2 separate regions of the Mus musculus genome follow, and region 2 is linked to region 1. Evidence: chromatin loops called from intact Hi-C (ENCODE). Cell type or tissue: left cerebral cortex. All regions are shown on one strand. Each heading gives the region's core, and the rest is flanking DNA. Links, peaks and the distances in the headings are about the cores only.

The links. Peaks named below come from ENCODE experiments on the same cell type or tissue, not always from the same donor. Only the 100,000 strongest peaks of a DNase experiment are listed, where the experiment ranks them.
Region 2: a loop joins it to region 1, with 3 times the contacts of the local background. A loop is called at or near these places in 14 of 42 quality-filtered maps.

What each region holds. Positions count from the first base shown.
Region 1 is chr13:31,652,471-31,665,147 of GRCm38, reverse strand. No RefSeq gene overlaps it. Among named protein-coding and RNA genes, the nearest start is that of Foxf2, 33 kb to the right of the region's middle. In left cerebral cortex, for the core only: CTCF peaks have their summits at 5,932 (motif pointing right) and 8,700 (motif pointing right); DNase peaks (open chromatin) are centred at 5,933 and 8,708.
Region 2 is chr13:30,887,319-30,899,995 of GRCm38, reverse strand. The region is part of intron 11 of Exoc2 (exocyst complex component 2); the gene reads left to right. Among named protein-coding and RNA genes, the nearest start is that of Hus1b, 54 kb to the left of the region's middle. In left cerebral cortex, for the core only: no CTCF peak of the experiment used is centred there; a DNase peak (open chromatin) is centred at 5,768.

The sequences.
Region 1 (12,677 bases), core at 2,521-10,520:
GTTAGACAGAGAATGTCTCCAGAGGCCCATATACTAATGACTTGGTCCCCAGAGAGTCACTTTGGGAAGTGGTACCACCCAGCGAGGACAGTTAGTCTCTCTCCCCATCCCTCCACCTCCCTCACCCTTCTCCTTCTCCCTCTCTTTCTTTCTTGCCCATGCAGTGGTTGTGAGAACCTCCAAAGATTGTGCTCTCGAGGAAACTATGGAACCCTGTGTCTATTCTCTTTTTCTATCTTCTGGCCACAATGTGTTTTGTTCTGCTATACTCTTGTCCCAACATTTCCATCCTATATCCCTACTAGAGAAGTGCTGGGTCACCCAATTTGGGGTAGAACCACCAAAATTGTTGTCTTAGTTAGGGTTCCTATTGTTTTGATTAAACACCATGACCAAAAGCAACTTGGGAAGGAAAGGGTTTGTTTTAGCTTAAACGATTTCAGTTTATTTCAGCTTTGTGATGATAGTCACTTAAGAACCTAGCTGATGGATCTGGAGATGCAGGCCACTGGTGGAGCACTTTCATGGCATGAATAGAACCCTGGGTTCCATCCCCAGCACCCCAAAAACAAAGCAAGCCTGTATACACTTAAAGCCAGTTTTATTTAATTTAATATTTAAATATAACAAAATTTTAAATATATTATATCCTGTTTGAGTTAAGAAAACAATTATCCAACCTTCGGTGTGGTAGAAGGCTACTTTAGACCTCGTGTAAAAGTAAAATCCAGTTGAGTCGAGGGCTGAATTGAATTATGGCTTAAGTCAATATTATAACACCCTGAGTTGTAGATCTAAATGGCTTTTATCTGTGTTTCTATGTTGCCCAATGGGACGTCCTTCTGATCACTGGAAGGACAGTGTGAACACGGAGGTAGGGTGGTGGCATTGGAGCCCCGCCCCCACCCCAGGCCACTCACAGAGGTGCATGTAGAGAGGGTTTGCCTGTCCTAGCTTAAGAAACTAGACTCTCATGCTGGGGATGGTTTGTGTGGGGATCTGCCTACCTGCTCGCTGTTTAGTTTTATTCTGTGATCAGTGACATGGTAGACTCCATTTTGGTTTGGTCTTATCTGGTCAGTAGAGCCCAACGCAAGAGCCTGGTTCAGCTCATTGGCTGCCCATCACTTTTACTGAACATCATAACTACACAAACTAAAATATTGTAAGGAGATGTGAGTGAATAAGTTCATAATCTTGGCTGAAGGAGGTCAAAACCCCCTGATTCCCTCGATTTGAGGATGTACAAAAGAAACACGACTTTATAAGTAAGCGTGTTGAAAACTAAATGGATGAAAAATATCTGTAACTCACATGGCAATGGAGTAACTTTACTGTGAAGTAAAGAACTCACTAAAGAAACGGAAAAAAGGAAATGGAAATGAAAATGTAGAAAATGTGTTAGAACAGGCAAATAACAAATTGCCCAGCAGACACTCATTAAGAACAGAGAAGGAAATCAGTCTGTTTTGTTGGCGCATCAGACTGACAAAAGACAACAGGACATCAAATCCACTGGCTCCTGAGCCTAGGAAATGGGAGCTGGTGAGAAATCAGTGGGGTGAAAAGTTGCATAGCGCCTGTGTACTGCACGTGGTACCCCATGTACCCTAAGCTATGTCCCCTAAGGAAACACCAGTACAAGCAAAGCCGCACACTCCCCAGAGGATGCTTGCAAGCTGTTTGTACTATCAGAACTTCTTCTGGGGCCTGTGAAATGACAATGTTGTCTGCAACATCCGGGTGGATAAATGGAGAATTATCTCTCCAGGAGCATGCATCCAGATTATGTTCCTCTAAAACGGGTCACCTTCAGTCATACAGAGATGTCTGGAATAGTGGCTCAATCTCTATGAGGTGTAGATTCCCGGCACTTTTTTGTGCTGTTTCTGCTCTGTATGGATCCTGCACACAATAAGCATAACCCTGCTGATGGAGGATAGCCCACCTCTGAGCAGAGGGAAAGGATCAGATGTTGTAAGTCCACACTTCATTGAAAAGCAAGACTGCTCATAAACCAGTCTGGTGGCAGACAAGCATCAGGTGTGCAGTCACAGGCAGAACGGGTGCTAGAGAAAAGTAGCTATATGGCCAGCTGCAGAAAGGAGGATTATAATTGACATGACTATTTCTGTCATATTTTCTTAAGAATGTGTGTGTATAGATACTTGTGGTTTCATTCCCCGATTTCTTAATCATGTAATGAAATAGCAATTAGGAGAATATCAGTGTTTATCATATTTAAATTTTGAGATACCAAAAGAATGTCTCACAAGGGATGTTGCCACCTATTCTAAAATTTATATGAAGGGTAGTTATATAGGCATATTGATAGCCTGGTTATTGTTTTCATTTGGAAATTAAGCATGGCATAAGGAAATAAGATTGTATGCTAAGCTGACAAGGAATCGAGTTCAGATAGCTATTCTTGGTTGCCAAATTGACTACATGTGGAATTAACTAAAACCCAAGCAATAGGTACGCCTGTGAGGAATTTTTTTCTCTTAATAAAGTGATTTAAAGTGGGAAGATCCACCTTTAATCCGAGGGACGCCTTCTGCTGGTAGCCTATATAAAGGATTTGGCAGACAGAGGCTTGCTTTCTTTGCCTGCTTGCCCTCCCTCTTGCTGTCAAGTCCATTCCTTCACTGCCATTAGAACCTGCTTGTTTGGAATTCCAATGTATACTGAAGGACAGCTGAGACATCCAGCCTTGTGGACTGAACAACTACTAGATATTTGGACCTTCTGTTAGTAGAGAGCCATGCTGGACTAGTTGGACCACAGTCTGTAAGCCATTCTAATAAATACCTTTTTATGTGTGTGTGTATGTCTGTATGTATGTGTGAATGTATGCATAAAGATATACACATGTATATTTATTTATATATTAGTCAGGGTTATCTAGAGGAACAGAACTGATCATGCACACACACACATATGTATATGTATATGTATATGTATATGTATATATATATATATACATATATATATATATATATATAATAGATACCTAGATATTGATTTTATATACTCAGCTCTGTTCCTCTGGAGAAGTATGACTAATACACTGCCCTAGGAAAAGTTACCCCGCCAACCTGAAGAATGCAAGGCTCAGAGTGGGGGAAGGATCCAACATGTGAACGGCAGAGCTAGAACCTGCCCTCTGCTGAAGCTCATACACATCTGTAAATATGTAAACAGCTGTATCTCAGAATGTTGCTACTCTGTATCTCAGAATATTGCTACTCTGTATCTCAAAATGTTGCTACTCTAAGACCTGTTGCTACCAAAAGCCTTGGAAAGACCTGAGGCCTGTCCTAAAGCAAACCCTGTGGGGTAGGGACATCCAATTGTGAGAGGCATATTTTATAGACACAAGTTGAGCTCCAGCACACAGAGGCCCCTGTGGGGATGGCAAGGACTTGCTACCAACAGGAAGGAACATCAGCTCCTCACCTGAACCAAGACTGTAGTTCTCCTGACAAGTTGGAAATTATTCAACTTGCTTTAACTCAAAAGTTGCCCTGTGGCTTCCTTTTTCCAATTAACATAAATGAACGTGCATTAATAAATTAAGTCTGTGATACAAAGTCTGAGGCAGGCATGGTGACATAATTAGTGTCACGTGAAAGCATGGGGTCCTCACTCACAAATGACTTAGGGATTTTCAGAGGAGGGCAGTAGGCCATCAAAGGGTGCTCAGGCCCCTGTGCCACAGTGGGGGAGGGGCGCCCTATGTAACCAGCTGTGCTCAGAGTGTGTGTGATCTGTAGAACATGGCTAAGTCCAAACCTGCCCAAACTAGAAGACGGGCTGGCTTGTTCTTGCCTAAAGCACCATGAAAATTCTAAGCTTCCCCTCCCCCCTCCCCGAAAGAATAAAAGCTTAAGTAATGAGAAGCTGTCCAACGGCTTTGGGTCACTAGCAAACTGCAGATGACCATACATCCACAGTGACCAGAAAGAATGCCACCACCAGGGTGAACCCATAGGCTGATGTGGGATTGCAGGAACGGCCACTCTAGGGGGAAGAGCTGGAGAGGGAGCAGCTTAAAGGTCTTGGCCACAGGTACGGAGGATCTTGAACCCAAAGTCGCTGAGATAAGTAAGTTCACCCCCAAAACTTCCTCACACTTTCGGTAACTTTTGGTAACACTCTTCTTAGCGTCAGGCAATTTTCCATGAATGTTTTTATTTTTATTTTCTAAGATGTATAAAACCAGAACCAGTCCCGAGAATCCCTTATATGGACCAGATACAAATCCTTAACCAGTGCTCTTTGAAAAAGCAGATACTTTTAATTTTGATAAACTCTGAATGATGGATCTAGATCTCTTCTGCTTTGGGTGCTGTGTCCCCAAGACCTTTAGCTAGTAAAAATAGACTTGGGACTCAAACCTACACCTTAGCTCTACATACCACATGTTTTCCTTCACCCAACTGTGCCCACAGACTTGCCAGCTGCTGATGGAGCCCCCCGCCATGTGCCAGTCTCTGAAGCTGCAGCAGTAAGCAAAACCAAGCCAATGTGTCACCGTCCTAGAAACAGAGTGGCTCTGGACTGAGGGAGGGAGCCTGTATCACCCCAGAAATATGATCAATGAGGTGCTATAGTAAAAGCAAAGGTAGAATGGGGTATGGCAAGTGAAGTGCGCAGGGACAGTGGTTCTGTGACCCGAGGTAAGAGAGACAAGAGAGTCCATAGCAGCTTGAGGGGATAGGGTCTGGGACCCATAGCTAGGGAAGAAGCTGATTGGCTCCCACAGGTAAAACAAAGACCTGGATCTCCCCAGTGGGAGGGAAGTCCCCGGAGGCACTGTGCGGGGATGTGATACGTTTCAGGGGCCAGGCTGAGAACAGACTGGACACCCAAAGGGAGCTCTGTGAGCCACTCAGGTGAAGCAACCGCTTGGACGGTCATCTCCACAGAATGGCAAAACAAAGTGGGAGCCAGATCAATTTTAAAAATACACCTGAGAGAATTTTCTGGTGGGATAGATTGGGGTGGGGGCAAAGAAGGAGAGAGAGAAGAGAAAATATCAAGGCAAGAAGCAGCTTGGCCGTGCTAGCAGGAAAGCTGTTTGTGGGGTATCAAGCTTCTTGGGACTGTGGGAGTTAGGTTTGGGGTGTTTGCATGTGTGTGGGGGGACTGCCTATTAGAGCAGAGACATCCACATGGCAGCTTTGAGAGCTACAAGTCAGGGAATCATTAGTGTCCCCCTGCATTTTAAGGCAAGAGCCCGATAAGACCCCAGCTCCATGCTGGGATGGAACCTGACCCTGGGTGCTGCCCAGGCCCTGGTAACTGGAAAGTCAAAACAACAGAGGAGCCTGGAGGTATGAGGACCAAGAAGGGTGTAAGGGAGCAGGAGAGGAGGGCAGCTGAAGTCAGGGAGGCTAGGGTTGCAGAAAGTAGTGGCTGGTGAGCTGCTTCAGGCAAGACAAGAACCAAGATGGCCACCCTTTCAAGGATGGAGCCAGCACCATGATGCTTGGGTAGAAAGAGTGAATCCTAGAGAGATGTGGTCACTGAGACCCTAATAGCCCTCCTGAACATCTGCTGTGGAGGTGAGATAGGCAGGAGCTGACACGGAAGCTGGGGTAGAAAGACAGCTGTGGCTTCTTGTTCCTTCTCCCCTCCCCATCTTTCTCCCCGTCTTCCTATCTTTTTTACCCCCACTTTTGTTTTAGATAAAACAATCGCACAAAATGATACCCAAACCTTATCCGGATATTCAAGTACTAGAAAAGATGTTCCAGTCTTGAGGGAAATCAAGACAACATGAGACTCTGGTTTTGCCCCGAATATTTATTCTGCAAATATAAGACTGCCAGTATGGATTCTCTGAAAAGAAATGCCATTTGAGGCAGGGAGTTAAGGGCTCCCTGCAGTCTAGAAGAACTTCATGTTATATGAACTTTGCCCATCAGGTGGCGATGTTGTGCCACAAAAGGAAAATCATTTCCAACTACTCTTGCTCTGCAAAACTCAGGAACAACTTTCTAAAAAAGATTGTTCTGCCCATCCCAGCTCACTACCAACTTCCCACAAAACGGGGAGGTATGTTCACATATTCCTAAGCTCAAACTTTTAGCAGCTCTGGGATTCCTTTCACTGTGTATGAGCTCTTGGATCTAGTATGCCCTGTGTGTTACCACCATTTTCTTTTCAGTGTCATATCTGTGACTCTGGTTCCTCTGGTCAACCCAGTCTATTAGCCTCCTAGAAAACAACTCAGTTACTGCAAGGAAACAAGGAATAGCAGACTCCCCTGAACTACTGGGCTCACCGTACCCCAACTGAGCGGGAAAGGACTGTCCTTCAGCGCAGACCTCCAGTAGGTATGATGTCTGCCATCTTAGCCCATCGAGTGCACATCTCTGTAATAATGCTGCCATTCCTACCACCCATCTCTGGCATTGTTTCATTTTTCCCAAGCCAAGTCTACTCACTGAACGCTGACTCCCCTGCCCCTCCTCATCCAGCCACGGCCCATCCCCCTACTTCCGTCTATATGAGTTTTACCTCTATTAAGTGGAACACAGAGTATTGTCCTTTGTACCTCTCCAGTTTACCAAACCTCAAGGTTTACCATGTGGCACCTTTTTAAAGCTTCCTTCCATTTTTAGCACCAAGTGATATTTCACTATTCTGTTGGAACGTACCCACACCTGTGTGTTAACAACCATCCAGAAACGAGCCTTTGCATCGTTTCTACCCCTTAGCTGGATGTGTGGGCACATCTTTTCACTTCTGCTTTCAATCATCTTGTGTGAGTCCCCAAAGCTGAACTGCTGGATCAGGTGGTGATTCTGTGTTTAGCCTTTTGAGGGGCCACCATGCTTGCCACGGTAACTGGAGGAGTTTACAGTCCCAGCAGTGTCCCTAGGGTGCACAGTGGCTGAGGAAGTCTGAAGGGGGTAACTGCAAGGCACTTTTTTGATGGCTTTTCTGGGCAAAGTGGGGGTGTGAGCATGCCAGTTTCGGGTCATTGGATATAGAGAAGGATGTCGGGGGGCTCACACATGAGTCCCTACAGCCAGAGCTGGGGCAGGGCCTAAAAGTGGGGCCAAGCAACTGCTACCCATGTATGGTTTCCTGGGCCAAAGCTAACATGCAGAACTTTACCCCAAACATCCATGTCTTTTCTTAGGAGCCAACTTGAGAAGGTCACTAAGACAGTTTACATCTTTCTGAGGTCCGCAGAGGGTTCCTTTTTTCTGTTGTAAGAGTTTTATCAAGTTTAGGCATTTCTCAGTGAAATAAAATTTTTGTACTATGGTCAGCAGACAAGCTGTTCAGCTGTTCATCATAAGGTTCATTTGGGTGACCAACAGCACTGCATGGATATTGGCTTGTCAGGGAGTGATTTGAGCTACTGTCCCACACACCTGCCCAAGGCACTGTCACCCATTCTCAGAAGATTCTGTCTTCTGGAACCCAGTTCTTTACGTATGCACACTTAGAGTTAGTATGAAGTGATAAGACTCAGTTTAAACCACTGGTTCTCAACCTCTGGGTCAAGACCCCTTGGGAGGGGCACATACCAGATATCCTACATATCAGATACTTATAGTACAATTCATAACAGTAGCAAAACTACAGTTAAGCAGCAACAAAATGATCTAATGGTTGAGGGGGTCACCACATGAGGACTGTACTAAAGGGTTGTAGCATTAGGAAAGGTGAGAACCACTGGTTTAAAGGAAAAATCTGTCCTGGCACAAGCTCCGTTTGTTTCGTCTGTAACAGTGCTAAGCCCTGGGTTTTAAACACCCCAGCTTAAAGGCTGTCATTTAAAAGAAAGTCTTATTCATGCAAAGCATACACACAATGTTCTGGTGAACTTCACACCAATGTACGCAGGTTAAGGAAAAACAAAAATGAAACAAACATGAAGACCTGTTAAGTGACCAGATCAGACAGGCTCTTCCAGAAAGCATCCCAAGTACAGAGAGTGACTCAGAGCTGGGACAGCTGTTGGGAGCCATGTCAAAGAGTCCAATCTGTCTTCCAGTGTGGAGCAGAACCAGTGCTCTGGCCCAAGAGAAGAGAGGTATAATCCTTCGAAGGAAAACTTGTCCTAAGGATGGCATTTGTATTAAAACTCTGCATTCCTGACCCAGTTCAGTGAGGGTAGGCAGCACTGGCAAGATCACACAGCTCTTAGGTGACAGCACTAGGGCCCAAAATTAGTAGTTGGACTCTAAGTGAAATAAAGGACTAACTTATTTATATTGTATTTTATTAGTATTTGTATGAGTGCATATATGTCTGTGCACTACTCAGTGCCTGGTGCCCATGGAGGACAGAAGAGGGCATCAGACTCCATGGAACTGGTGCTATAGACAGTTGTAAGACACAATGTGGGTGCTGGAAATTAAACCCAGATCCTCTGGAAGAGCAGCTAGTGATATAGGCCAGGCACTGTGGTGGAGTGCTGTACACACCTGTGATCCTAGCTCTTGGGAGGTAGAGCAAGAGGGTTTTTGTGAATATGAGGTCAGTCCATCTACATGAGACCCTGTCTCAAACCACCCCACCACTAACCCCAAAAAGAAAAAAATGTGGGATATTAACCTCTATTCTGTAGTGCTTCCAAATGAAAATTAATTTAAAATTCTAAATGAACTTCCCTATTCTAATTTGACCATCCTCATTTAAGTTGACTCTTGCTAAATAACAGCGACGTCACTAGAGGGCAGCGAAGATACCTGGCCTATTTTTCTTCAGCTGGCTGAAAGAAGAGCCAAAGTTTTCTGTAAATCTGAAAAGGCTTCAGAAATCTGCACCTAAGTTTACCTATGCAGTGGGAACTCACCAGATAATACAACTGTCCACAGACCCCTGTGGTACACTGCAAGTCACAACCACCCCCCAAAGCAGCTAACCGCAAGCTGCCTTTTTAAAAACAAAGCCCTCTGGATGTCTAGCCAAAGAGAAGATCTTTGATTGGCTAAAGCCTGAGCAATGGCGGGGGCAGCATTCACTGTGGGAAGGCATGGGGCAACCCATAGATGCTAAGCAGACAGAGCAGCAGACTGGGCTGGGGGGTCACATAGGCAGAACCTGCTTGCAATGAATGAGATTTCTTAGCAGTCATTCCACTCCTTCCACGTGTCAGCCTCATGCTGTAGACTGACCCTGGCCACGGTGCCCTGCAGCTTAGCTTCATTTGTAAGTTGTAGTTCAAGTAGAATCAGGCCAGTTTCAAAGTCTGGGTCCTGAGTGCCTTAAACTTCCATCTCTCCCTCTGTCTTTGTAAGATCTCATGCCAAGTGACTCTCGGATTGGAAGAAAGACAACGACCCCCCCCCCCCCCACAGGCTGGCTCAGCCTTCTGCCAACTGACCTATACTCCCTGGCACATTCCTGGAAACTTCCAGAACTGTGAACAAGGATGTCTCCCACATCCCGAGTCAGCCGGCCCCACATGCCCAGCGTCAGTGAATCTCAAACTCCCAAAGTTAGCCAGCATCTTATCAAAAATATTCCAAAACTAAACATGCAGAGATGTTTATCTTGTTATCTCTAAAGCCAATGGTGAAAGAATTTCCTTGGCAGTAGGTACTGTAAGCCACCTAGAGGTGCTCTAAGGTCCCCGACACTTGAGACAGCCTAAAGGTGAGAACTGCTGTCAATCTGCCTGCAGGCACCACTCCTTACTCTGGACAAGACAGCTTCTTCTTTTTCTTTTGTTTTATGTGTCTCTCCCCACACTTTCTTTCTGTTGTTGTTGTTGTTGTTTAGGACAGGATCTCTAGTTTAGGTTGGCTTCAAACTCCATAGCCTAAAGTGACCTTAAACCTTAAAATAAGAAATGATCTCTCTGCCTCTCCCTCTTGAGTGCTGGGGTAACGGGCCTGATCTGCCATACCTGGTTTATTAGGTGCCAAGGATTGAAGCCAGGGCCTCCAGCGGGCTGAGAAGGCCTTCTACCAACTGAGTCGCATCCCCCTCCCCAAGCTGTCCTCTCTTGAATTCCAGTTTTGTCTGTGACTGAAATGATGGCTATTTTGGGACATTTCAAGGGGGCGGAGGGCATGTGCAGGTTAAAGGGCAACCTTCCTCCTGAGTCCTTTTTTTTTTTTTTAAGAGTGTGTTCGTTTTTGAGATGCTATAGCACTGTACTTGATGTGAGGAGGGTAGGACTTCATTGGGTTCACAGTTACAGAAGCTGCAGAAGTCCAGGGGCTCCATCTGGCTCATAAGACAGCAGAAGACATCACGGCAAGCAGAGAGGGAAAGGAGAGTCAGGATGCGAGGCAGAAGTTGGGTTGGGTGGGGGTCATTAGTTAATTTATGAGCTCAGACCCCTCATAGCCTAACCATTTCTTAAAGGCCCCCACCTCTCAACTCAGTACTGATGAGATTGTCTAAGAACTTGGTCGGGGAGGAGGAAGGAGAAAGGGACGTTCAAACTATAGCACCCAGCATTCAGTAAGTGTTCAATAAGTGCTACCAGCCGAAAGCATAGCGTCACTGTTATGTTACCTGTTGTTTGCATCATATACTGCAGCATTTACACTGTAATATGCAGATGTGTGTACCCAAAAACGACACCCTCGGGGCATCAAAAGCCCTCTAGCCAGCAATTTATTCTGGTTGACTCGAAGGATCCAATCAAAAACTCAACACCCTAGAGCAGGGGTTGGCCAGCCCACAGTTGTAAACATAATTTCCCTGGAACACAATCAGGCCATTTATTTATACATTGTCTAAGACTACTTTTGGCAATGTGAAACTATTTACCATCCACTGCTACAAAGGAAGGGTTGGCCAACCCTTGCAGGACAAGGCCTCCCGACACCTTCATCTAAAACTGCGTGCGAAGGATTATGATTTAGCAGTAGAGAAACAGAGTGCCTCTCCACAGGAAGACCAACAGAGTCAACTAACCTGGACCCTTGCGGGCCCCCAGAGACTGAGCCACCAACCAAAGAGCAGGCACGGCTGGACCTAGACACCGCCCCTCCCCTGTACGCATGTAAGCAAAAGTGCAGCTTGGTCTTTATGCAGGTCCCTCAACAACTGGAATGGTGGCTATGCCTGAAGAATCTGCTGCCTACCTGTGGATTATGTTCCCCTAATTGGGCCACCTTGTCAGGCCTCAGTGAGAGAGAAAGTGCCTAGTCCTGCAGTGACTTGGTGTGTGTGTGTGTGTGTGTGTGTGTGTGTGTGTGTGTGTGTGTGTAGGGGGTTATACCCAGTGTGTGTGTGTGGGGGGCTCCTACTTCTCAGAGGAGAAGGAGAATGGGGAAGAGTTTTGAGGAAGGGACTGGGAAGAGAGAGAGGCTGATATTGGGATGTAAAGTGAATAGATTAATTAATGAAAAAGGAAAAAGAAAATAGTGTCCCTGGTTTACATGAAGGATGCCCAAGGTATGTGTCAGAGTGTAGGGTCTTTCAAGAGCAGGAAAGGCCTTTGAGATCACTGTGGGCCAGATAGCCTCTGTGTTTTCTGGTTGGCCCTGCATCCTTACAGAGGCTTCTGTTTCCTGTGCCTCTTTCCAGAGCTGACATGCCTCTACCTGGCCTCTCCTCAGCCTCTCAGCCTACAAGGGGCGGGGCTCATCACACTGAAGCAAATGAAGAAAGATTTGATTTAAGAATGTTTATGTGGGAGACTAACTTTGGTAGTTTGACTCCAGCGCCTATCGTACTATTGGCCCTTCAGCACTGGGTGGGAACTTTCAAGTGTCCTATGCCTTCCTGCAGTCCGGACTGTAAAGGTATTTTGACCCAGCAGAGGCCACATGTACACAAGTCACTGAGAGCTCTTCACACCCCTGACAACACGAGACAGTACCCAGGCTTCAGAGCTCTGGTGCAGGGACACCCCCTGGGAAGACCATTCCAGGTCCAGCCTACCCAAGAAAGGACTCACCTGTGAATTTCTCAACATGGAGAGTGGGCTTTTCTATAGGACCGGAGTTGGTATCAGGAGGCAAGGACCAAGACAAAGATTCTAAAACACAAGTCCCTTCAGATGCCCAGACTCCCATCCCCTCCAATGCTGGGTGCCCAGGGTTGTGCCGAGCGCCAACCAAGCCCGTAGCATGTCCCCGCAGTTGAGTTGGCCTGATTTTGTCTGTGATGACCTGAGGCACATTCGCCAAACAGGCTTATACCACTGAGCCATACCCCAGCTGTCCTTTTCCTTTACAATGTAGTTCTCTACCTGTTGCTATCTGTCCCTGTGTGGGACGGGACCAGAATTCTACCAGAGTTCTGCTCTGTGGCATAGACACATTCGCCCCTTCTTGGAGCCTTTGGTATTTCCCATGTAAAAAGTAGCCAGAGGCTACTCCTAAAGAGTAGGTGCTTGGAAAGGCTTGGCCCTTGATGTGATTCTAGAAGAGTGACCTTCAGCTTTATGGGGGAACCTGGAGTCTGTATGTGTGGCTAGCAGAGGCACCAGCTGGGCTCTATAAGAGGATTCCGGACCCAGGCCTCCTAATGGGGAACCAGGCCTCTTGGAGTTACCTCTGCAGCCGCGGAATCTGCCTCGGCCCCTCCGCTGCTCTTGTGGTCTCCTTGAGGAGGGTGGGAGGCATTTCACGGTGGTGACTGTCTCATCACGGTGCCCCCTTGTCCTCATTGCTGGGAAGCCTGCCGCTGATTAGGCCTCCTGCGGGTGGTCCTACCCCCCCAGGGCTCCTTCTCTGCTCTTT
Region 2 (12,677 bases), core at 1,529-9,528, 760 kb after region 1:
GTGAAGGAGGTGACACGTGACTGACCACAGGGATGCTGTATAATATGTCACTTCCTAAGACGAGAAGTTCTGAGTGGCATGGTAGCTCACAGGAGCAAATTGTGATCATGCTTTGAGGGTCAGGAAAGGAGTGTTGTGAGATCTGTACTGAAAGAAGAAAGATTGGACTTGAGGAAAACTTATTCTAGAAAGAACATCAGGGAGCCAGAGGCAGCCTTGCGTTCTCTGTGGCTGGAGGGAAGCACGTGATGAAAAGCTACAAGAGTTCAGGCTATAGTAAAATGGTGAGGTAATGGACCTTGTTAGCTGCTTGGAGGAGTTGGGAGGTTGTCCAGAGAGCAGAAATATGCAATTGTCCAAGCAGGGAAACAGCATATCTGAGAATGGACAAGGAGAGATTCTATAGCAGCAGAGTGATGCCAGTACAGGGGAGGAGTCCAGGCTGCTTAGGAAGTAGCATGGATAGGACTTGGGCAGGAATAACTGCCTGGAGTAGTTCAGTAACATGGTGGACTATTGAGAACTAGGAAACAGAATTTGCCCCTAACTCGCATTTGACAGGTGAGTCTGGAATTGTCTGTCATGAAAGAAGACAGATCTATGCAAGAGGTAGTTGTTTGGAGTTAACAATTCAGAGCCTTGGAGGTTGTTTGCACCCAGACTGTCCCTTGCTATTCATGCATTTATTCATGAAGATGGAAAAAACAAAATAGAAAACCAAGAACAGAATCTGGAGGGGCCTCACTAAGTGACTGGAAGAATGCAAGCCTGGAATGGCAACAGTGAAGAGGTGGTCACAGGGACAGCATGGCCACATGACAACATGGGTTCAAAAAACCAAATATGAGTGTTCCTGGTTTTAAAATTAAGAGAGAAGAACAAAGGCGTCATGGGTTGAGCAGCAAGGGTGCCGCTGGTATCCTTGGTGAGAGTAGCTGCAGTGCCTTAGACACCTGGGAAGGGAATAGAGACAGCATCCAGGTCCTGGGAATGGGAAGGAACATACAACATGAGGTCAGCATTGCGGCCCCACAGAGTGGTAGCTGGGAAGAGAGCCTTCCTTTGTAGTTTATTTGTCTTGAGTGAACTGTCTTTAGTGTATGTGGTTTTTCAGTTCAATTCTGTTTCTGAGTTTGATACTTTGGAAACCCTATATATCATGAACTGATGCCACAATCTCAATTGTCAATAATTGTCTCATATTTGTTGCAAGGGAAGATGACAGTATATGATATGGAACAACTTTGGAAATCTTACAAGTCCTTTTATATATACGTGTCAGCCAGTCATTTTTGAGTCTGCTCTGTTCTGTTGACTGACCATCAGAATCTTAGGGTGGTTTTAACATCTGTCATTGACTAGCCTCTTATAAGCATGTCCAGCCTTTTGACATTGTATCAGAAAACTGTGGTCTACAAAGTTCAAGTTTTCAAGCTTGAGAGTTTACAAAACAAACAAACCAGCCCACCCAACTGACAGACAAAACAAGAAAGGAAAAAAAAAGTCCTCAGAATCTAGTTTTACGTAACTTTATTGTAATGTGCTAGGCTGTATTTATTATGGTTGTCCTGTGGCTCATGCAGCCCACAGGTTAAAGACTGGCTCTGTCTGCTAGGTTCTGAGACATAGAGTAAAAGTCATGAATACAGGCTGCATCCCCAGTGTGCTGGCTGTTGTGCTAGCTAGAGTCACAAGACAGTGCTGAGCAGACCTCCTGGAGCTTTGGGTCTATGGGACATAGAATTTTTTAAATGCCATAGTGCATGTTTGGTAGTAATTGTGAAAAGGTTGGGAAGCGCAGAATGCAGACTCGTATGAAGTCATAGTGCAGGAGTACCTAGCCTGGTAGCAGGAAGACAAGGAGGGTGTCTGGAGACATGGTAGATAGTGCTCAACACGGTCATGGTTTGTTTGCTACACGCAGGATGCATTCTGACGATGGACTTTCTTACCTATACTTGTCTAAAGAGATAATTTAGTATGAAAGTATACAGATTTCTGAGATATTTCAGCATGCTCATGTGAAGACAGCATCCCAGAAAATTTCATGCCACCTTTGCCTGAGAGAACTAATGACTAATATTTCATCACTGAAAGATTTGAATCTTGATTTTACTCCGTACTAGGATTGGGAGCATGGCGCTTGTGTGTCCGAGACAAGTGTTCTTTCACCTGGCTTCATGCCCAGCCCCTCTTTTCAACTTCATGCTATGTATTCCTATGTATGCATGTATGAATGTACTTAAGATGAGCATTTCAAAAGAGAAAGTGAAACAGCATTACATGTAATCAGATTCCTCTTGGTTTTTTCCTGTAAATTTGTGTAGAGCTTCCGCATTAATTGAGAGGATGTTAGTTACAAGCTTTACCTAGTTTATTTAGTAGGCTGTTTTTCTTAATTGAAAGTAAAACACAGTACCTTACAGCTCTTTGAACCACTCTGCAGATTTCATGGCAATACCATGTAATTTCCTAAACTCATTATGCAAATTTACATAGGTTATTGTTGAATTTAATTTTTCCTTTAGTCTTCTGACTAGGCTTAACTTTACCTTTGTTTTGTTACTAATAAATGTTAATATGAATTATTTAAATAATTTTTAAACATTAGTTTTTATTCTTTAAAAGGTCACATTTAACCAATATTATCTTCCTCCAATTTCTCCTAGTATCCCTAACCATCTCCCTTTCGACTTTTATGTCTTTTTTTTTTTCTTTTTATTATTAATAACCTCAAGTCTCATTAGTGCTGAATGTAAATAATTTTAACATATAACATTTAATTAAAAGATTGATGTGATCTTTTGAAGAAGCAGTTTTATTATTTCATTTTAGAAAACCACATGCATGTACATGTATACACACAGTGCTGGGGACTGAATTTGGGGCCTTACACATGCCCTAGTCACGAAGCATATTCTCAAAGACACACACACACACACATTGATACCCCCATATATGTATGCATACACAATTTCTCATATACCTAGCTTAGTTTAATCAGTTGTTAGCTAGTCCTTCACCTGTTACTTCCCTCTCCCTCATCCTATGTATTTGAAGTTGACCACATAATTATCTGTGCATTTTTAGAGGCAAATATTATTTAAAAATTTTAAATCGAAGTACCAATATGAATACTTGAAATATCAATATATTTTATTTTTATTTGGAGGTGTCTTGTTTGTTTGTTTGTTTGTTTGTTTGCTTTGAGTCAGGATTTTTTATGAAGCCCAGGCTGGCCTAGAACTTGCAGTGGTCCTCTGGTCTCAGTTTTCTGAGTCCTGGAATTGTAGGCATATACTACTATGCCTAATCTTAATAACTTATGAATAACAAATACCTGTTAAATTTCAAGCTCATTTTAACTTTATCTAGAGTCCTTCCTAGGTGTTTATACAATCGCCTTTTATACTTGATCCTAACCAAAAGCCAGGAAGCAATGCTACCATCACTTTTTAACTGATACTTCTGTAGATGAATTGGCAGATGTGCCCAGTACACGTGCAGTTTGTATCCTATCACAGAAGAGCCGGTTACTAGGGGAAATGCATTTGCTTTAACCCTTTTTGCAGAAGGATGCTTTCATGTCAGAATTATATGAGTATATGCCATTGGATTTGCTCCCCTTTAACACACAGTTTGGCAGGCATTGGATTTGCTCCCCTTTAACACACAGTTTGGCAGGCAATGCAATGATGGTGTACAGGTCTGTGTGTGAGGGGCAGTCTTCAGCTAAAACACATGCCTTAAGTGTAAGTTTACAGGGAATAAACAGTTGTTCTTTCATGTAATCTATAGTTGTTGATGAACTTGTAGCAGACACTCACAATTTTCTTAAGTATTACAATGTAAGGCAGAGTGGAAGAAGATCCACTAAGTGTGTGGGTCCTCCATCAGTCATACGTTCCTAATGTGACATGTTGGATTTCCTTTGTGAGGAGGTGTCACAGCAACGACTGGCAGATGTACCTTCTCGGTACACACTGATCATGGGAAGGAATGCCTGTCCAGATCCTTTTCTGGTTGCACCATCCTGTTCTCTCCAGGCCTGTGAATCACAGCACACCAGTCCACATGTGCCTGCGCTGCTCTGTTGTGGCAAGTGCTCCATCAGACTGGGATTTCTCTGCCAGGAAGGCAGGCTGGTCCCAGGCTACTTAGGAAGATCTGTACTGAGACTTCCCAAGCCAGATGAGCCAAGTCTACTTTCTCTGTGTTTTGATGCTCATTTTCTGTCATAGGTGGATTTTATAAAGGAAAGGTTGTACGATACTAAGTAGTAATCCATTGAACTGTTATCCTCCGCTTAAGAATGTGATCTGAGTTGACACTGAGAAGATGAAGGTGACTGCTAGAAGGGGCCCAGAAATTATGGTTGCATCTGAGCAGGATACCTCTAGCTTTCCCTCTAGAGCTTCAGGACTCATGGGTGGCAGGGATGGAAAGGATCATTGCCATCAGCCTACCTGATGGTGCTTGTGGCTTGATTTGACCGACCCCTGTGTTCAGAGACAGAGTGCCGGACTGCCTGGCGCAAGCTTGGTGGTCTTGATTGTAGCTGTCTGTTGTAGGTCCTGCATGTCAGAAGGTGTCTATATTCCAGCTGTCAGATGCTGTTTAGAGGTGGTGTGTGTGCTCTGAAATGATGGTGCCTGCATTTCATCTAGAACTCTGTTGTCAAGGTGCCATGGTGCTCAGAAGGTAGTCTCAGGACCTCATCTCACAATGAAAGCTGGCTGTCCTTTCAATCTAAAAACAGTGAATCTGAAGGCTTTCTATTTATTCTAGTCACTGCACTTAGACTACTAACTCTGGAGAAGAGAAATGAATGCAGTTGTTTAAACCCAGACAAAACAGAGGCTAAGAACTGAGACAGTTTGTGAAATAAAATCCAGTTTAAATGGATAGGCTATAAATATTAAAAGCAGGGGAAGAATTCTTGGTGTCTTTTTTTAAAAAAATGTCCTTTATACACATGATCTGTATCGAGGACTGGGAGGGCCTCCTTTGGACTTCAGTTGTTACATTATTAGTGTACAGTCACCCTGGCAGATGCTGCTCATGAAATGATTCAATGGGAGGGCTCACTACCTTCCTCAGAGAGCTGGCATTCCCAGATTCCCTCCCTGGTCCCTGGGTCCTGACCCTGAAGCTCAGATATGACCTTTGGGATCTTTTTACATTGAGGAAAAGTGTCAGGAGAGAAAAGCAGTGTTTATGTTGAAAAACATAAGCATTTTTAGTTTTTTTAAATCTCATGATTTATGTATGTTATAAGACCTGATTTTGAAGGTTTAAATACAGATGCAGGATTTGAGTATTGTGTTCTTTTTAGCCTGAACTGAGTGACCATGCTGTTTCTGGTGCCCTGGGTGCACACCACCCAATACTCTGAACCATTGCACAAGTTAAACTTTTTCCACCGCCTGAGGATTGGTCTCTAGGAATTCCTATGAAATAGGTCCAAAATGAGAGTATGTCTTAAGGTTTCCTGGCAGGAAAAGCCTTTGGTTAACCCCCTGCTGGGACTCTCAAACAGGACTTTGAAAGGTGGCCTTCAAAGGTGTCGTCTTCTTTGTTCCTAAAATGGCTTGAGTTTAACTCCCTGAGCAGCTGGCTGTCTGGTAAACTGGGGGAAAGGCCGTCAGCTCAGTCTCGCATCTTTGGATCTGTGCTCTAGTTAGGGCTTCCACAAGGACTTCCTAGAATCAGAGCTCAGTGAGGGGCATTTAGAAGAGGAGCCAAACTTATGTAAGCAATGAGTTCTTAAAAATAGACACACAACAGAAGGAAGAAACATTCGCACATGGCTCAGGTTGTCTTTGAAGACTTGGAGGGGACACGTCACACCTGACTGGCTTTTTCTCTGTTCACAGTGGTGAGTGGGCTGCAGGCAGTGAGCTGCTCAAAGTGCCTCACAGCTCTGCATGCACAATCCTTTGGGTTTGATGCACTGTAAACCAACCAGCCAACAAAATAAGATGTTTTTAATGATTTCAAACATCTAGTAGATTGTTAAATACTCACTGATAAAACGAAAGATATTTGTCCACAAACTTTAAGTTACAGAGGGCTTCCTTTTCAGCTGACGCTCATTCAGTAGTCGGTGTCTACAAATGAGCTCTGCTTTTGTTGATCTTTATCTAAATATAGCAGTTATCTTTATGTACACATTTTCTCCATAAGCATTTTAAATAAGTAGGTTGCTAGTACAATTCTGATGTTTTCCTAATGGAAGAGTAGTGTAGTTTCCATGTATTAGAGTAAATTGTACTCCTCATTAGGAAACTGTTGGCGTCACTGAATTTTCTTTAGAATTACAAAAAAAATATTTCCATAGTTAAGACAGTAGACATAAGTTATTCACATATTAAATACTTTTTAAAAATTATAACTTTTACTTTAAAGTTATAGTGTGGTTTGTACATTAGGAAGGGTTCATTATGGAGTTCATTTCCTGGAGACTGAAACACTGAGGCTGAGTGAGTGACTCTCAGTGTTTGCTATAACACGCCCTGAATGATAGCCCTTAGAAGGAGAAGGAAAGAGAAGACACTACTGTAGCAAGTGCAGGTCGATTCAGGTTGGTCTGCATCTTTTTCCTACAGCTAAGTCCTCTGGTATTGGGCACATAACCGCTGGGCAGTGTGGAAGTGTCTAGTTGCAGACTCCTTGGAGGGAGTCCTTCACCCGGACAGTTGTTCTTTCACATGCTGTAATAACAGTGTGTTTTAAATTGGCTTTAGAAGAGGGAATGTTTGGTAGGATTTGGTACCTGTTGTAAGTCTGGGAGCTCTACGGGGCTGCACAGGATAAAGTGGATGTAGGAGAGGGAAGCACAGGACAAGTGCTGAGCCCAAAGCAGCATTCTTCTCCCCAACCAAGGGAGGGCAAGGATTTCTATTCTCCTCTCTCTTTGTGTGTGTGTGTGTGTGTGTGTGTGTGTGTTTGGGTTTTCAGAAGCAGGAAGAAAGAACATCATGAATTGGATTCAGAGTGCCCACATTAGAAATTGTTCCTATGTCTGAAAGTAGCATAAGTGTATATAAACGGTTGTATTTGCCAGAATACAATTAACAGTTTTTAAAAACACGATTGATTGTAGATTTTGAAATACACACACACACACATATATATATGTATGTATGTATGTATGTATATATATGTTTGTATGTGTGTGTGTGTGTGTATATATATATAAAAAAATTTAATGACTGTTTTAGTTTACTTTTCTGTTGCTGTGATAAAACACTGACCAAAGCTGATTGCAGGTAGAAGGAAGGCTTCATTTCAACTGATGAATTATAGTCCATCGTTTAGAAGTCAGGCAGGAACTCAGCAGGGGCAGTCAGGAACTATGGAGGCAGAACGAAAGCAGAAGCCCTGGAGGAATGCTGTTTACTGTCTTGCTCAGCTTAGTTTCTTATATAAGCCAAGCCCATCGGCCCCCACAGGCCCTCCCATGTGAACCATTAATCAAGAAAATGTTCCACAGACTTCCTACAGGCCAGGGTGATGGAGGCATTGTCTCAATTAAAGTTCTTCCCAGATAACTTTTTGACTTGTGTCAAGTTGACAGAAAACTAACGAGCAGAATGAGAATTTTACCTTTCAAGTGAAAATAAAGACCAATAATTTTCACCAGTAACTTAGGCACTTTTTAAAAAGTGGTTAAGGCTTTATGAATTAGGTGTGCCTTTTCAGTGGAGTTTCGGGTCTGCACAGTAGAGTAGGAACTGTTGTGTGTGCCACTGGGAAGAACCGGATCTTGTTCTCTCATCAGGAGACCTGTTCACCTTTTTGTTTTACACAGATAGATCACCAAGGCTTTGTCACAGGAGCTCTTCTTTGGGTTGCCCCCTGCAGCTGATTCTCTGTGGCTTACTGTACAGCTTGAAGACTTCTTGCAGTGAGAGCCACTTCCACTTGGTGCCTAACTAATCCTGTCCTTTCTTCCTAGTAGAAATTAAGGTTTAACACTAAATGTCGGGTACACCCAGTTTAGAACATGTGCAAGGCAACAGTAAAACGTTGACATTTGCAAGTAGTCTTATTCTGTATTATCTGATTTTTATAACTCTGACTTGCATAATATAGAAAGTTTCCTCAAAAGCAGAGGTTACCCTTTTTGGTTACTCCTATACCTACTTTATTACAAACTATTTCACTGGCCAGTTGGCTGTTCTAGCATCTTGAAAGTTCACATCGTTAATTTTGTATTCAAAATTTATTTCCTTTTTTAAACTGTTGTTTTGATGTTGAAGTACACACCAGAAATGTGGTCTAGAACCAAAATTGGGAAGCTCAAATGTGAGTGAGGCAAACTGCATGGTGACTAAGTCCTTTGGGTTAATTTGGATTAAATTATTCCCTTGAAATTGAGGAAACTGCTCTGTTGGAGCTTCTAATATATAGATTCCGAAGATCAAAGAGCATTTTTATCTGTTGACACAGGTCTAATTCATGAGGAATTTGTAATTCTGCCTTGATACCCCCACCCCCACCGCAGCCTTGGCATTGAAATTCCTCTGTGTAGTGCTTGAAAGGAATCCTACTCTGCCTCTGCCTGGAGGCTCCTGGGCCTACATGTTTGGTCAACAAGCAACAGTGGGTGGTCGGGCTGCAGAGCAGGACAAGGACCCGCTGTGCACAGGAAAGTGTGTTCAAAGGTGTTTAAGGGTGGCAAGGAAGTAGGCTGCCCTCCTGAATCTGGGGCTGTGGATCAGTGTCGTCCCCCTCAACCCCCACTATTGTAGACTGTGAGAAACTTGCTATGGGAGGCATGGAGACACAGTGAAGGTATCCCCTGGCTGCGCAGCTGTAGGCTTTATGGATGGAGCCTGCTAAACAACGAACGGTTAACAAATATTTGCATTTTAAAAAAGGAAAATCCTTGCTTTTAAAAATGAGATACATGATAATCAAGGTATATGACACATGCTAAAGTTTCCTTTCCTTTTTATAGAATCTCCTAGACGTCCTATTGCTATTTGAAGCTGTTTCAGGTTCACGCGTTATGTTTGTGAGCTTCACAAGTGCTCTTTCTGAAACAATTAAAAGCTGAAGCCCTTTTATCTAATGGAAATTTCACAGTTTGTAGGAATCAGAAATGTTTCAAATTTATAGCAAATGGTGACAAATGATGACATGACCAGGACTGGTTGCCTTTAGTGACCCTAGGAACACATCCACTACTTCTAAACCAAACTTCCAACTGGTTTTTCTCTTAGTAAAACAAGATTTCTGTTCTGTTTTATGTTCTTTCAAAAATAATTTCCAGATTTAATGTTTGTTTTAATTTGTTCTGCATACTTCACATTAGAAGAAACTTATAAAGAATGTTGCTTCTTGAGGTTATAGAAAATTTAACTGGAAAAATAAGATACCAACTTTTGATTGTGTATGGGTTTAATGGTAGGTATCGTACAGGGTCTTAGACATGTGGTCAAATTATCAGTTGATACTGGCTGTGGCAACTGAAGGATGCGGCTAGACGTGAGACTTTACTCCTAGAACTGGGTGGTCTTGTCTCCCGTCCTGCATGGACTTTCAGAGGGAAGCTCTCTCTGTGCTGCAGGGTTCTGTGCCTGCTTGACCTTTCCAGAGCCATCCGCATGGTAGTTATGCGGCAGATCGCTTCCACAGAGCCGTAGTGAAGGGGGTTTCAGTCTTATGAGTCATTCATTCATTCATTCATTCATTCAAGGCGTAGTTGCGATTCATGTTCAATGTGAAGTGGTAAACTTTATACCTCCAATCAAATAACAACTGCTAATCAAAATGCATGCTTTCCACTTTGTTCATACAAATGATGCAAAACTTCAGATCAAAACTCCCTCCCAGTCATAAAATAATAATTTTACAGCTAGGAGGGTTTCATAGTTGGAAAGCATTCATCTTTGTAGCTCCAATTTTCAACATAGTAAGCCTCTACGGAGAGCCATGGGCTTTCTCTTCATATGAATCCCTGCTGCTGTTCCTAGTGTGGAGATACTTAGTAAATGCAGTCGCCTCATAATTGACAGTCAAGTTTTCCAAGTTCCCCGTGGGCTGCAGATGTAAATCAAAAGTACAGTGGAGCCGGTCCTTATCCCCAGTGTTGCCAGGAGCTGCCTTCCCCGAAGTCCCACTCACCAAAAACTTACAAAGTTTTGCTTTTTGACAAATATTATGTCTAAGAAAACAATTGATTTGTTAAAATTCATGTTAACTTAGGTTGAAAAGGACGGGGCCAAATGTTGCTTTATGTCACCTACAGAAAAGGCCAATGCAAACGCTAAAGCCTGAAATGTGTGGTGATAGAGAATGATGGAGAATGGTGTCCTCAGCTGATTCCCAGTGGCCAGGTCTCTGAGCGCTCAAAGAAAATATGCAAAGTGACACCATCTTCAGTCATATATGCTTTTTGTAAAAAGATGATTTTACTTTAAATTATGTATGTGTATGCAAGTCTATGTGAGTATGTGCACATGGGTACCAGTCTCCAGGAGGCCGAAGAAGGAACAGAATTGCCCTGGAGCTGGCCTCATGTGGGTGCTGGGAACTGAACTCGGGTGTCCCACAAGAGCAGCCAGTACGTTTCACCCCCCATCGTCTCTTCCATCCCAGTTGTGTGTGCTTTGTATAATAAACAGGTTCTTTAAAGCTTCTTATATCGTGTCATAAGGTATAAATGAAGAAAGGTTGACTTTTGTTGAGAATTTTAAAATCTTATGCCGAGTCTATAGTTTACACACACACAAAAGGTATTTCTCTTGTTCTTCATTGTCCTATACAAGTACTCATGATCAAAACAACTTATCTGTAATCATCTTGAGAAATAAAAGTATTGAGCCATGTAATTGAAGCTTTCAAGGAATGTCAATCTGCAAGGCCTTTTGATTTTTGACATAGTAATAATATGTGATATATGGTTTGTTTAAAATACATGTCTGAATAAATTTCCTCCTAAACTCATACTGCCCTGGCATTCTGTAACACACTGTGACACCTTTGGTCAGAGGAAAGAAACTAAACCTTGAGAAGAGAAACTCTAGGTTAGTATCCGCCACTTAGCTGGAGGGTTTAAAAAGTGATTCTCAGTCTTCCTAATGAGTGCTGCGACCCTTTAATACAGTTCCTCATGTTGTGGTGACCCCAGCCATAAAATTATTATTGTTGCTACTTTATAACTGTAATTTTGCTACTGTTATGAAATATAATGTAAATGTTTTTGAGAGCTAGTTGCCAAAAGGGGTCAGGGCCCACAGTTTGAGACCAGTTGCTTCAACTCTTACATGTAGCCCTGCAGCGCCACCTTCTGGTCACTCAGCTCACATGTTTACAGAGATCATTCTGAGTGGCAGTGTGACCTGCTGGGCACACGCTGCTTCAGGTACCTGCCTGCCTGAGTTATTGCTTGGTGATACTAATTACCAGGTAAGCAGTTCTTTCGTGTGTTGCAAGCAGAGCACTGGTGTGGTGCTCTCTGACAGAACAGAACATGTTATTAATATCATTGTTAAAGAAAGTGATGAAACAATCTTTAAGTTTCAAAATTCAAGCATTCCTAAACTACAAATATTATCCAACCATATAACTTAAAGTCAAAGCACCAGTTAAGGAGAAAAACATTTTTTGAGGATCCACTTATGAGATGCTAATTCCAATATTTGTAGAAATGTAGATAATATATTTTCATGAGGCTAGAAAATCTTTCTTACTTACTCATAAATGGATAGCCTTAGATCCCATGAAAATAATGTGGAATATATATTCATAAAATAAAAACATTTTGTGATGTTTTAAGTATCCATATTTATACACATTATGAACTTTCAGATATTTCTAACATGTTACTAAGCTTAAGCCCCTTTATCTTTCTGGTACATCAGGAAATTAGTGTTTTGATATTAATTTTTCTATCCTTAGTAACAGTGAAGACCGTATAAACTACAGTGTGTAAAATGTCATAAATGGTGAAAATTTCCACACATTTTCCATTTACTACGGAAAGAAATCAATTTCAGATAGCTTTATCCTGTCTGTCTGAATTCCTTTTGCCGCCAGTGTTACAGAAGCTGTGCAGAGGAAGATGTCAGGGAAGAGGCTTTACGCCTGCTCAGTTGGATTTAAAGTTAGTCATGGTGGTAAAGTCCAGGCAGCAGTTTCCACCCACAGTCAGGATGTGGAGAGCAAGGAGGCCTTGTGTTTGGCTAGCATGCTCCTTTCTGTGCAAGCTAGGACCCAGTATCAGAGAACAGTACTGCCTACGTTAGCATGTGCCTTCCCACCTCACCCAGCCAACATAACCCCTCTCAGTGTGGAGGGGACTTGCGGGTCCATTAGTGTCAACTCTCGGACTTACTGTTTGCAGTCTTCAGCTTTGCGTCCTGTACCACTCATTGACTTTACCTTCTGGATTGTAGAAGGCTTATGTGTAATATGTTTTAAAGTGGGATAGTTTAGCAGCAGTTAGCATAGTCATCAGAACAGGGTCCACAAATAATTGTACTCCACTGAGGGAGGGAAAGCAAGCTATCCAAGTGACAAAACTTTCATTCTGTAAAACCCACTGTAGAATGTAGCCAGTACTAGATCATGTTTGGTGATGCACAGTGACAGGAACTCATGAAAAAAGGTCCTGTTCCTTCTCACTGTATTCTCTGAGTAGCAACTTCAGTTATATTGAACTGTTT